2 separate regions of the Mus musculus genome follow, and region 2 is linked to region 1. Evidence: chromatin loops called from intact Hi-C (ENCODE). Cell type or tissue: left cerebral cortex. All regions are shown on one strand. Links, peaks and the distances in the headings refer to the core of each region. The heading gives the core; the rest is flanking DNA. Region 1 overlaps Ntrk2 (neurotrophic tyrosine kinase, receptor, type 2). Region 2 overlaps Ntrk2 (neurotrophic tyrosine kinase, receptor, type 2).

Region 1 (5,375 bases), core at 214-5,213:
CAAAGCCCCAAAGTAATCTGCAGGTGGCTTTACCCCCAGGAGACAGCACTTAGGCGAGAGGCCAGCCAGTGGCAAAGAACAAAGCACTGTTTTGTTTTCTGGACACTACCAACCTAAAGTTCTTACCAACACCTCCATTCCACATTAAATAACCTCTCTGTCTATCTCTGTCTCTCTCTCTGTCTCTCTCTCTCTGTCTCTGTCTCTCTCTGTCTGTCTGTCTGTCTCTCTCTCTTTCTCACTCTCTCTCTCTCTCTCTCTCTCTCTCTCTCTTTCTCCTTTAGATTATCATTTCCCCCTTTGGGTTTCTGCTCTTGTTGTTTGCTTTGCTTTGCTTTGCTTTGTTTTTGAAGAAGGGTCTCACCCAGGCTGGCTTCACACTTGCGGTGACCCTACAACCTCCGGCTCTCAACACTAGAATTACAGGTGTGCACACCAGCACTCTCAGCTCAATCTTAACTTCCAGTATCAACCACGCCTCATGGGCAAATCTTTGCACTTCTGGAGATCAGCCTGAATAGATTATGATGACCTGTTAAGCTGCAAGAAGAGCTCCGTAGAGACACAGTCAGAGGGTAAGAGAATAACACAAGGCAAACAGAGGTGGCACGGACACAGTCATGGTTTGCCGCCAAGAGAAAAGCAATGGTGGGGGTGGGGAGACGTGTCTCTTTCTTTTTTTTTTTTTTTTTAAGCTCGCTAATGTCTTAATTTCTAAGATTGATTTATTTTACGTGTCTTACTGTTTGCCCTACATGCATGTCTGTGCACCTCACCCATGGTGCTTGAGGAGGTGAGAGGAGAGCCTCGTATCCCCTGAAACTGGCATGACAGATGGTTGTGAGCCACACTGTAGGTGCTGAGGACTGACCTGCTTGCTGAGCCATCCTCTAGCCTCCAACCCCTCAAATACTCCTCAAACTAGTCTTTTCCTTCAGTGTTATCTTGCAGATTCCAGGATCTTTAAAACGATCCCAAAGAAACCCTTGCAGTAGGAAGAGCAAATTGCATATTCCTTCTTCTCTAGTGGACAGTCCTGGCTTTGGATCAGCATGCTTCTGACATGTGGCCAGCAGCCTCTGCTGGCCAGGCTGCCCCCTCGGAGGGGGACGAGGAGACTAAGCCCAGAGTCTGACAGCCACCAATTTGCTGAGAGCTTTGAGTCTCTTCTTTCCTGTTAGAATGGAGTCTTCCCAAGGATGAGCGAGGAAGGTGTAACCAATTAACCTTAGTACTCTGGAGATTAGAAGAACTGTAAGGATGAATCTTAATTACTCTGGTTATCTAAGGCTTGTGCCCAAACCATCTTCTCCTTGGTTTCTCAAGGCAAGAAAGAATCTATGGCTCTGTAGTTTTAGCCCCAGGACAAGGAACAGGTCCTGGTGATTGAAACAGCATGGGCTTCACATTCTACTCTTCTGTGGAACTCCAGGAGAAATTTACTCTCGCTGTGTTCCTTGACTTGAACACTCCGTCCCTAGATCTGCTACTTTGGGGCCTTTCTAAGTGCAGCAGAGAGAGCGCCAGTTCACCCCACATCATGAATCTTTTGACAAAACAGCACTGGGAGAAACTGTGGGAAAACACTTCCGATATTTATAGTTTGTCCCTGACGCGAGTTTTTGCATAGGAGACAACTGCTTCTGAATAAGGGAGCAGAAGTCACCAACTCCCACTGCTGTGTGAATGAGCATCCTGGAGCTGTGACAGTCTTCCTGGATGAGTGGGCCAGAGAGACACTCTCTGCAACGCCTAAAGAATCACAAGCTTCAAAATAAGAGTGTCATCATCGAGTTCTTGTCGGTCTGCTCCAAGGCGGACATATTGAATTGCTGGTGTGCTGACGTGGATGGGACCATCTGACCCCAGTCAGAGTGCTCACGCTTAAGAAACATCTGGCCCTTAGAGTTCTCCAAATTTGCTCTATTTGGTCAGAAGCTAGTCATGACAGGTCCAAATCCCTGCCTTGTGGCAAAAAACTAGTTTATTTTTCAGCTCTTAGTGATCATTTCAGGGCCTCCCTGAAAAAGAAGCCCATGCTTGCTTCTGGTCTCACGACTGTCACCATGAACATCTGCCTGCTTGTGGAGAGCTTTTCTGCATGTAGGATTGAATTCCAGCAAGAGCCACTGGGGGATCTAGTTCATCTTTATTTCAGGCCTGTAAGCTGAATAGGATACACCACAGCCACTGGAGACCCCTCTGCTGACCCCGTGCTGTAGATGTGTGTGTATGTGGCCATGGTCTCCATCTCCTTCCCTTTCTAAAACCTTTATAACCATCTACCAAATCCATTCTACTTGTTGCCAAACCCAAGAAGAATGCCTGTCAGAGCACGGTCTAGTCTGCACTTTAATTGTTACTACGATCTGCTATCCTTGAGGACCTAGTGGAGTGCTCTGGAAGAATGTTTGAATAGTTCCTCTAATCGATCCTTACAAAACATCCTCTCCACTCAAAGAGTGGTCCATGAACCAGCCATGTCAGGAGCTCACTAGCTACTTAGGATCATGGGCCTCTTCCCGAATCCTTTACCTCGCACCCACAGTTCAGCAGGGCCCTCAAAGGTTTAGTGCACAAAGGAAGGATAAGGAAATCCTGGTTTACACCTTGCAACATTTTACTGGAGTCAAAAGTGGGAATCACGCACAAGAATTCTTCAATAAAACAAAGCAATCACTAGGTACCCAAATACTGAGAGCAAAATATCTCTGCATATTTTGCTGCAAATGATAATACAAAACCATGAGGTTGGTTCTGCTTACAATGACATGTCTGTGACATATGACATCTACCTGTGCGCCACTCCAAAAAGGAGTAGAGAAAGGGAACAACTTTAGACATCAGAAGGAGTTCATCCTCACCCACCCTTTCTAAGAAATACACAATGGCTATATGACCTCCTTAAAGGGAAGATTCTAGAAAGCTTACATAGGGAAGCGAGGTTCACTTCTGAAAGGCTGGATCCAAGATGGCAGAGTGCAGTGCCTGGAGCCTGGGAAAGGGTTTTTCTCCCTTTCCTAAACCAGCCCAGGTCTCCAGAAGCTAATATCTGTGGAAGGCACTAGTCTTGTGGACGCCTAAGGATCAGATAGCAGTTATCACTCCACACATCACCCTGGGTGGGTCCCTGGAGTCAGTGACCATGGTCTAAAGACATTGTATGGGGACCTTGGGTTGTTGGGTCTCTCTGGTTCCGACCTCACGCCCTCAGATCTTATACGTGGTGCACTGGGCCAGAGTGCCATAGCTGTTCCTCCAGCTGTCCCTCCCTGCTCTGGAAAAAGCAGTGTCTGACACCGGGCAATGGTTTCTCATGTTCAGAACTTGGGATAAGAACACAGACTGCCCAGGTGGTCTGATTCAAGCTTTGCAAATCATTAGTACAGAGAATTTTGGGCTGTTTTTGTTTGTATTTTGACTTCTCTCGGTCTTCTTCATTCCCTGCGCCCTAAAGCATCCCGAGAAAGCTAAGCTTGAGTGAGGTACACACCACTAAGGGACATCAGGACGGCCATGCTCACTCTGTGTAGGAAAGCTATCGACATCGTGATGAACGGGACTCTCAGGCTGTGATTCAGACTTCTTCCCACCCTTCCCTTATAGTCATCAAAAATACCACCAGTGAAACGGGATTAACTCTCACCACAAAGACTAGCGAGAGCCCACCTTCGCCAGCCACCCCATGATGGCAGCAGAAATGCAAACAAATGGAAGGGCAAAGGTCAAGCTTGACCTCCTGTTGTCCTTAATGTGGAATTCCCCACCAGGGATACGACTGTTATTTTTCTTCTTTTTTTTTTTTCCTTTTTTTTTTTTACTATAGTTTTAAGGAGGTTAAAGGAGAAAGGAATCAATTTTAAAGATGGTTGTTACCTGAATGCTATGACTGTGAAACTCATAAATACCCACCAAGACTCGATCCCACAGTCAATGAGACTAATCTCTAATTGGTCACGTTGGTTTATGGCCCCCTGGGGTCATCTATATCTGCTGTCACCCAAGGCCAAGTCTGCATAATTTTCTCTCTCATTTATTCCTCCCTGATAGCTGGCCTTTTAATAAACAGTTAAAGACAAAAATAAATCAGTCTTTTCTCAAACCAGACATTAATAGTTAGTTTGCCTTTTCTTTTCTATTGTGTGTAGGTATGCCTATCCACGGGCACATCTGTCCATGTACACACCTGTATCTGTAGGTCTGTGCTCCTCACATGCATGTGTGCAGATGCCAGAAGAGGAGCCTGGGTGTCAGCCTCCATCACTCTCCACCTTAGGTTTTGAGACAGGGTCCTTCACCGAATCTGAAGCTCATGTATTTTAGTTAGGCAACTTGGCCAACAAGCTCTGGGGACCCACCTGCCTCTGTTCCCCAGCATTGGGGCTGCAAGCTCGAGTCCATGCCCAGCTCGTGCGTGGATGCTGGGTATGTGAACACACTTCCTCCCACTAGCACCGCAAGGATGCTTATATTCCTGAGCCATCTTTGCTGCCCCATGGTTTTATTTTAAATATGTAATACAAAGGAGTAAGTGGGAAAGAGGAACAAGGAGGAGGGAAAAAGACTTTATAAGCCTGGGGACTACAGTCCCCCCCCCCGGAGCCCCCCCCCCCCCCGGAGACCCGAGTGGTGAAAGAACTGGCTCCTACTAGCTGTCCTCTGGCTTCCACACTCACGCCACACATGCAAATACATAATAAAAGCTCAGTTGACTTTTTACTTTTATAAATAAGTGCTTTTTAAAAAAAATATTTGAGAGACTCCCTCCAAGTTATGATCAAGCCACAAAACAAACCTAAGAATTGATGCATTAAAAAAATGAGCCCGCATGCATAAGAGAAGCTTAATTCAAATATTAGTACCATAGAGGAATGTTCAAAGGAAAACACATCCAAATCCATGTAAAACTGTCCCTTCAGTGTGTGGCTTTCAAAGGACACAGACCTGACTCTTAGAGCTTTCAATCTCTGGGCCTTTGCCTGAATCAAGCTTCGCCCCAAAGAGCATCAAACGGCTGTTGATGGTGAGATGGAAACAAAGCCTAAAGATGGTGAACTATAACCTGCCGATGCCCATTCTCCAGGAGACACATGGACCACAGCAACAGAAGTCAATGCTGGAAACCCTGAGCAGAGAAACTCTCCGTACTGTCTGCAACTTTTCTATCAATCCAAAATTATTCATAAATAAAACTTTTACTGAAGAACAAACCAAGGGCCGGTCTCCCAAGCGGGAGTCTCTGGCTTCATTCTGGAGTTCTTGCTCCCACAGACGCAGAGGAAGAAGCACACCCGTCCAGAGATTTACTGCAGCAGACACAGCCAAGCAGCTAAACTCTCAATTAAGAGGGAGATTTAATGGGAATGACTACAACA
Region 2 (5,375 bases), core at 325-5,324, 70 kb before region 1:
TCAGGTGCTGGTGTTACCACCAGGCCCCACACTCATGTGCCGAGATCTGCAAGGGCTTCCTGAGACTGGGAGCAGACGCCTTCTCAGTGACTGGTTAACCTGACAATTCACCGTGGTCAAGAATAATCTCTGCTCGATGGCCAGGGCCAGAAGGGGTGAGCACGTTAAACTACGGAAACTGTACTGTTGGGTAAGCTCTGTAGAGCTGTGAGGAGCCCTGGGTAGCCTGTGGAAGACCGTTTGGCACATATTTGCAAAATCAATACCCCTTAACTACCATCAGCATCCTTTAAGTCCTGGGTAGACTCCCTTTTGATTGTAAGGTGAATTTACCCCAAGTTAACCACCACTCATGCAGTAACAATAACCCCTTCAGGGTGCCCAGAAGGTGGTCATGGGCTCAAATAAATCCAAGATGCAGTTGTTTAAATCTTATTTTTTGGCCTGTAGCCAAAGTGGGACATGCGGAAGGAAAGTCTGAAGAGCCTGTAATGGAGACTAAGGGGACGTGACATATGAGCAGTCTGCCGCCATAACTGGTCATGTCTCTCCAGGTACTGCTGTCCTTGAGATCTCTATCCTGGACCATAAAAGCTGCTCTCTGTCTCTGACATGAGTTGCTTAGTTGCTTAGTGAATGAACTGACAGGACATTGTGTGCCCTCTTGCTGGGGTAAAACATCAAAAGTATTTTGTAAAGAATATAAAAGTTTAGTTGGTAAAAAACCAAAACAAAACAAAAAACAAACAAACAAACAAAAAAAAAAAAAACCCACAAAGCTTCCTGGTATATACTCTGTACCAAATACCTTTTAACTAATGGAAGTAGTTCTCATGTAAGAATCATAAACCATACCTCTTGTGTGTGTGATTCTTACTGATGGAAACTCTCAAAGCTGTCCCCAAGCCATGATTTGTTCTAGCGCCCGCAGTAGGTAGGACTCCCCAAAATTCCTTATTGACATGTCTCAGCCCCCCAGACCACCGATGACACAGGGGCCATATGCGTGGGGGGGTAGGAGAGGGGGTGTGATCTACAGAGAACACAGGACACATGGAGATGAATCATAAAACTTTATTGGCTTGTTAAAGAAATGGATGAATTCAGCAAGTACATTTATAGTCTAGCCACACTGTTAAAACAGTACTTAAAAGTAAAATCTTTTTTAAAAAAAGAGATGCATTGTTTACAGGAAATGTGAAAAAAGAGACTTGAAAACCCAGAATATTATAGGGGAAAAAAGGCACAAAAGTGAGTCACGAGCTGCCTCTGGATTCCAGCAAATGGGTTTGGACCCAATAGGGATGAAGCCCAGGGACACATCTTTCTTGAGAATGTCTTGCTACTTCTTATTTGTTTGTGAGTTCATATATGCATCGGCTAAAATTAAGCTGGTGAGAAAAATTCCGGTTCTTTTCCTTGCTTCTTATACGTTTTTCTCCCTCCCAAGAACACTAAGACTCAGAACACAGACAATGGGGTGTAGTGTGGGTTTGGGAGTTGCTTCACTATCACTGGCTACCCTGAAGTGTGAGTCCAGACTAAATGCAGAGTGAATGATTTATGTCATGCTCGAGTAGCTTGGGAGGTCCCTCTGTCCCCGAGACCAGGACAAGGAAATAGTTATCCACACTGGGAAGCCGCCTCTCAAGTGAAAACTGCTATCAAACTTTCTGGGCCGGGAATTCTGTCAACCTAATTTAAGCCTGGCAGCACTCACCCGAAAGCAATTTAAATTCAGGAGAGCCCTCAGCTGTCCCAGGTGCCCTTAGGTAAACTTGACAGATTGCTAAGTATTGAGGTATGCAAAAGGAGCAGAATGTTCTTAATGGCAACTTCTGTACCAGGTTCCTTGGAGTCAGGTCTGCTGAGCTACAGGATCCCGGGAGCTCTGTCATCATAAAGCAGAGAGCCTGGCACAGCCCACACAGCTGGAGGCAGCCACCTCCTGAGCTCCCTGTTGTATGGAATCGTCCCCCTTCAGCGGAGCCCTCCCCGTGAATCTCTAGTCTAGACCAAACAAGATGAAGTGAGTTTCAATTAGAGTGTGAAAGAATGAGATGGAAGCAAAGGGAGGGACTCTAGACAGCATGTATCAAAGCAGGTGGAGGTGTGTTTCACCCCCTCACAGGCAGAAGTCAGCACAGGCTTGAGAGTCTAGTTTGCAAGAAGGGGTGGTGGAGAGTTCAGTGTGTTATAATTAGGCAGAGCTGCCAACAAAACCAGACAACATTCTCTGTCTATCATGGGGTCAGTTTAGAAAGATGGGGGTAGAGGGTGGGGGGGAGCAGAAGCAAGGAAGTGCCCCCTGCTTGTTCTCTCAGCATGCCCCTGAAACTGCATTCAGTCGCACACTCTCTCAGTCACTTACTCTGCAAACCCCTGTGTAAGCCTGCTCAGGCTTCAAGACCCCTAGCTATTGTGAGCTTGGTTCAGGGTCCCGAAGAGTAGAGGGCCAAGATGAAGGCAGAATGCGCTGGTTTTCTTGGCTGTGGGGAGGCCTGAGACTGGAGGGGTGGGAGGGGGGACTGCTGAGCTGATTCTCTCTAATATGTACTGGGGTTCATGTCTCCTACTGGGAGACAGCCCTCTTCAGTCTTAGGACAGTTTCTATGTTGGCTGCTGTGGTGTCAGAAGCTCTTTGTTACTCCATCTCAGCTGCCTGAGCGACCCAACCACGCCCCAGAGACCCAACCATGGCAGGTCAACAAGCTATGGAACCCTATCTCTTTGAGGTGATGTTTTGTAGCTAAGTAGGGCCATCAGTCCACTGAGGCCAGCATGGAGATGGGGGAGCGGGACTCATCTCATCTCATTCTGCTCTCTTGAGAGTCTAGAAGACATGGCACCTGGAGAGAAGGGATTTGTGTCAGATAAAGCGGAGGAGAGTGCTGACTAGGACCAGGATGGCTCTGCACTTGGAGAATGTTGAGAAGACAGGACTGTAGGGACAACCCAGCAAGGTGACAGGGCCTGGGGTCCCAGCTAGGAGGGAGTCACAGGGTAACAGACAGCTGTGCACCTTTGGACGGGTGAAGTTCCTGTCAGAACTTGCTTAATGCACCTGTCAGTGGCAGTCATGAAGAAAGAGAGTTTGCAGGGAAAGACAGACAGATACAGTGGGGAACAATGACTCTCTCTAAGACAGAAGGAACAGACTGGCGGCCCACAGGCAGGCTTTGTTGGCCTACATAATGTTTTAAAAATAACTGTGCCAACTTTTTAAAAATAGGTAGGTTTCATATAAAAATCCAGGTTTCACATCTTCTTTAGAGAATAAGATTTGGAAGCTTGGGTCCTTGCTCCCCCGGGACATGGTTGGCATCCTGACAGTTGCCCCTGGGTTTTAGGCAGGTACTGGCTCACCTAGACCACTGTGAGTGTGGAGACTTGCCTGGCACTGTAATGCCAGTTCCTGTCAGAGAGCACAGACCTAACTCCAGAAAAATAAAAATGTCCCTTCTCTCTTCCTGGCACTGTAAAAATAAAATACACACCATTGTGAATCCTCAGAGAGCAGATTTCTTCTGGGGGACCAAAGAAAGCCAGGGATAAAAGGAAGAGTATAGGAAAGGAATACTGTGTTGCTGATGGCGGTCCTTGGGGGTTATAAAGAAGAAAAGACAAAGAACACAGGAACCATAAGAATCAATTTTCTAATAGCCGCTGCTCTCCTTGTCCCCTGGAAGATGCCAAGTAACGTTTGATATTAAATCTCCTTATCTGTCCACTTCTTTACATCTCAGAACAAAAAAAAAATTACCCTACATTTCTCCTAGCTGTTAACTGAAATTATTCCCCCCCCCCTTTTTTTCTTTCTGATCTGAGGAACCTTATAAAATAATCTTTAAACAATCCATCATCCTCTTATGGAATAACATCAAAGCTTAAGTTTTTTGTTTTGTTTTGTTGGTTTTTTTGGGTGCCAAATGGCCGATATTTAAGAGTGTTGGTCACACTGAGACCCTGGCCTGCCTGCCTGTTTGAATTTCACTCTCCTTTCGGGGGTCAAGATTTCTGCTATTAGCTGGCCTCTGGGTAAGTCAACACCTTTGGGAAAGACAGAGATCTCAGTGGTGACAGGAGCTGTCACTTAGCTGCAGTGGGGGCAGTGCTGGGCAGTGGGGGTGTTCAGGACACGGAGCCTTCTGTGCTGAGACCCACTGTGCACCTGGAGACAAAGCCTCTGAGAGGTCTGTGGAAGTGACTGGCCCTCTCAGGCACAATGTGGTTGGCCAGTGCAAACACTCTAATCCACGGACTCACAAAAAGACCGGAATTGAGCCATACTGTAGTGGCTCAGTATAAAATACTACAGTATTCCCCTGATGTCAAGTGGGGCCTAAACGGGTTCTGGTTTATTAAGATTGATGGACATGCTTACAGAGGATTCAAAATAGTTCCCAAACATGCTGGGATTGTTAAGAGAAAAACCTAAAAATCCTTAAAGATAAACTACCTTTTAAAAAAGGAATGTTAATAAGTTTCCTCTCAAGCTATGCTCTGTGTGTGAGTGTATAATAGAGCTGAGTGTGGTTTTTAAATGAAATATCCCAGCCTGGCTCTGAAGGGGACCTCAAGTGAGAATGGAGGGACAGACAAAGTTGCTGCCTGGTGCAGATGGGATGGATCCCACAAAGGCCACTGCCATGACAAAGTGAATGAGAGGGGTACAGGGACGGGTCAGGTGGGGAGTGGTTGGGGGCTACAGGAATTGGTAGCTGGGAGACTGTTCTTTCAGCAAGGAGCCCACATTCATTAGCAGCTGGCCACCTCTCTGCTGCTGGGTCAGGACGCAGCAGTAGGGCAGCATGCTCCAGGGACTGTCCTTAGACATGCTCTCCCGCTCACAGCAGGCCAGCAGCTCAGCTTGCAGGCCTATTCACACTAGAGAACTGCAGCTCTGTAATTCAAACAGCATGAGATCTGAGGTGCTCTCGCTAGGCAAACCTCTAAAGGGCAGGTGGTTAGCAGAGGGCAATGGAAAGGGACAAGATTTTAATTCCCTATATGCATATACCCTACCATTATTTATTCTCAGGCTGTGGTTAATTCAGGTCCATACTCCTGGCCACACAGTCCCTGGTGCTGCTCCGTTCTACCTGCCGGGTGGACTTTGAAAGCAATCGTTAGCGAAGAGTTTGGGTCTTTGCTGCCAGCAAAACAAAGAACCTACTAATGACACCACCAATGTGCCTTTAAGTCTATCAGTCGCAGGGTTGTAGGTGGAAATCACAGAAGTTAGCAAAGGTTAGAGAACAGAAGATGTTGCTGAAATAGGTGTTATGTGTGGATTAGACTTTTAGTGTGCACTTAGACCTAGCTATGACTTTAGATAGATGACAGATAGATAGATAGATAGATAAATAGATAGA

What was found. Peaks named below come from ENCODE experiments on the same cell type or tissue, not always from the same donor. Only the 100,000 strongest peaks of a DNase experiment are listed, where the experiment ranks them.
Region 2: it touches region 1 in a loop (2.2-fold over the local background); 2 of 42 quality-filtered maps call a loop at or near these places.

The regions. Positions count from the first base shown.
Region 1 is chr13:58,862,696-58,868,070 of GRCm38, reverse strand. All of the region lies in intron 9 of Ntrk2 (neurotrophic tyrosine kinase, receptor, type 2), which reads right to left. Among named protein-coding and RNA genes, the nearest start is that of Ntrk2, 58 kb to the right of the region's middle. In left cerebral cortex, for the core only: a CTCF peak has its summit at 2,117; a DNase peak (open chromatin) is centred at 1,653; H3K27ac peaks cover 2,321 bases.
Region 2 is chr13:58,932,711-58,938,085 of GRCm38, reverse strand. The region is part of intron 12 of Ntrk2 (neurotrophic tyrosine kinase, receptor, type 2); the gene reads right to left. Among named protein-coding and RNA genes, the nearest start is that of Ntrk2, 130 kb to the right of the region's middle. In left cerebral cortex, for the core only: no CTCF peak of the experiment used is centred there; DNase peaks (open chromatin) are centred at 1,366, 1,877 and 3,168; H3K27ac peaks cover 4,294 bases.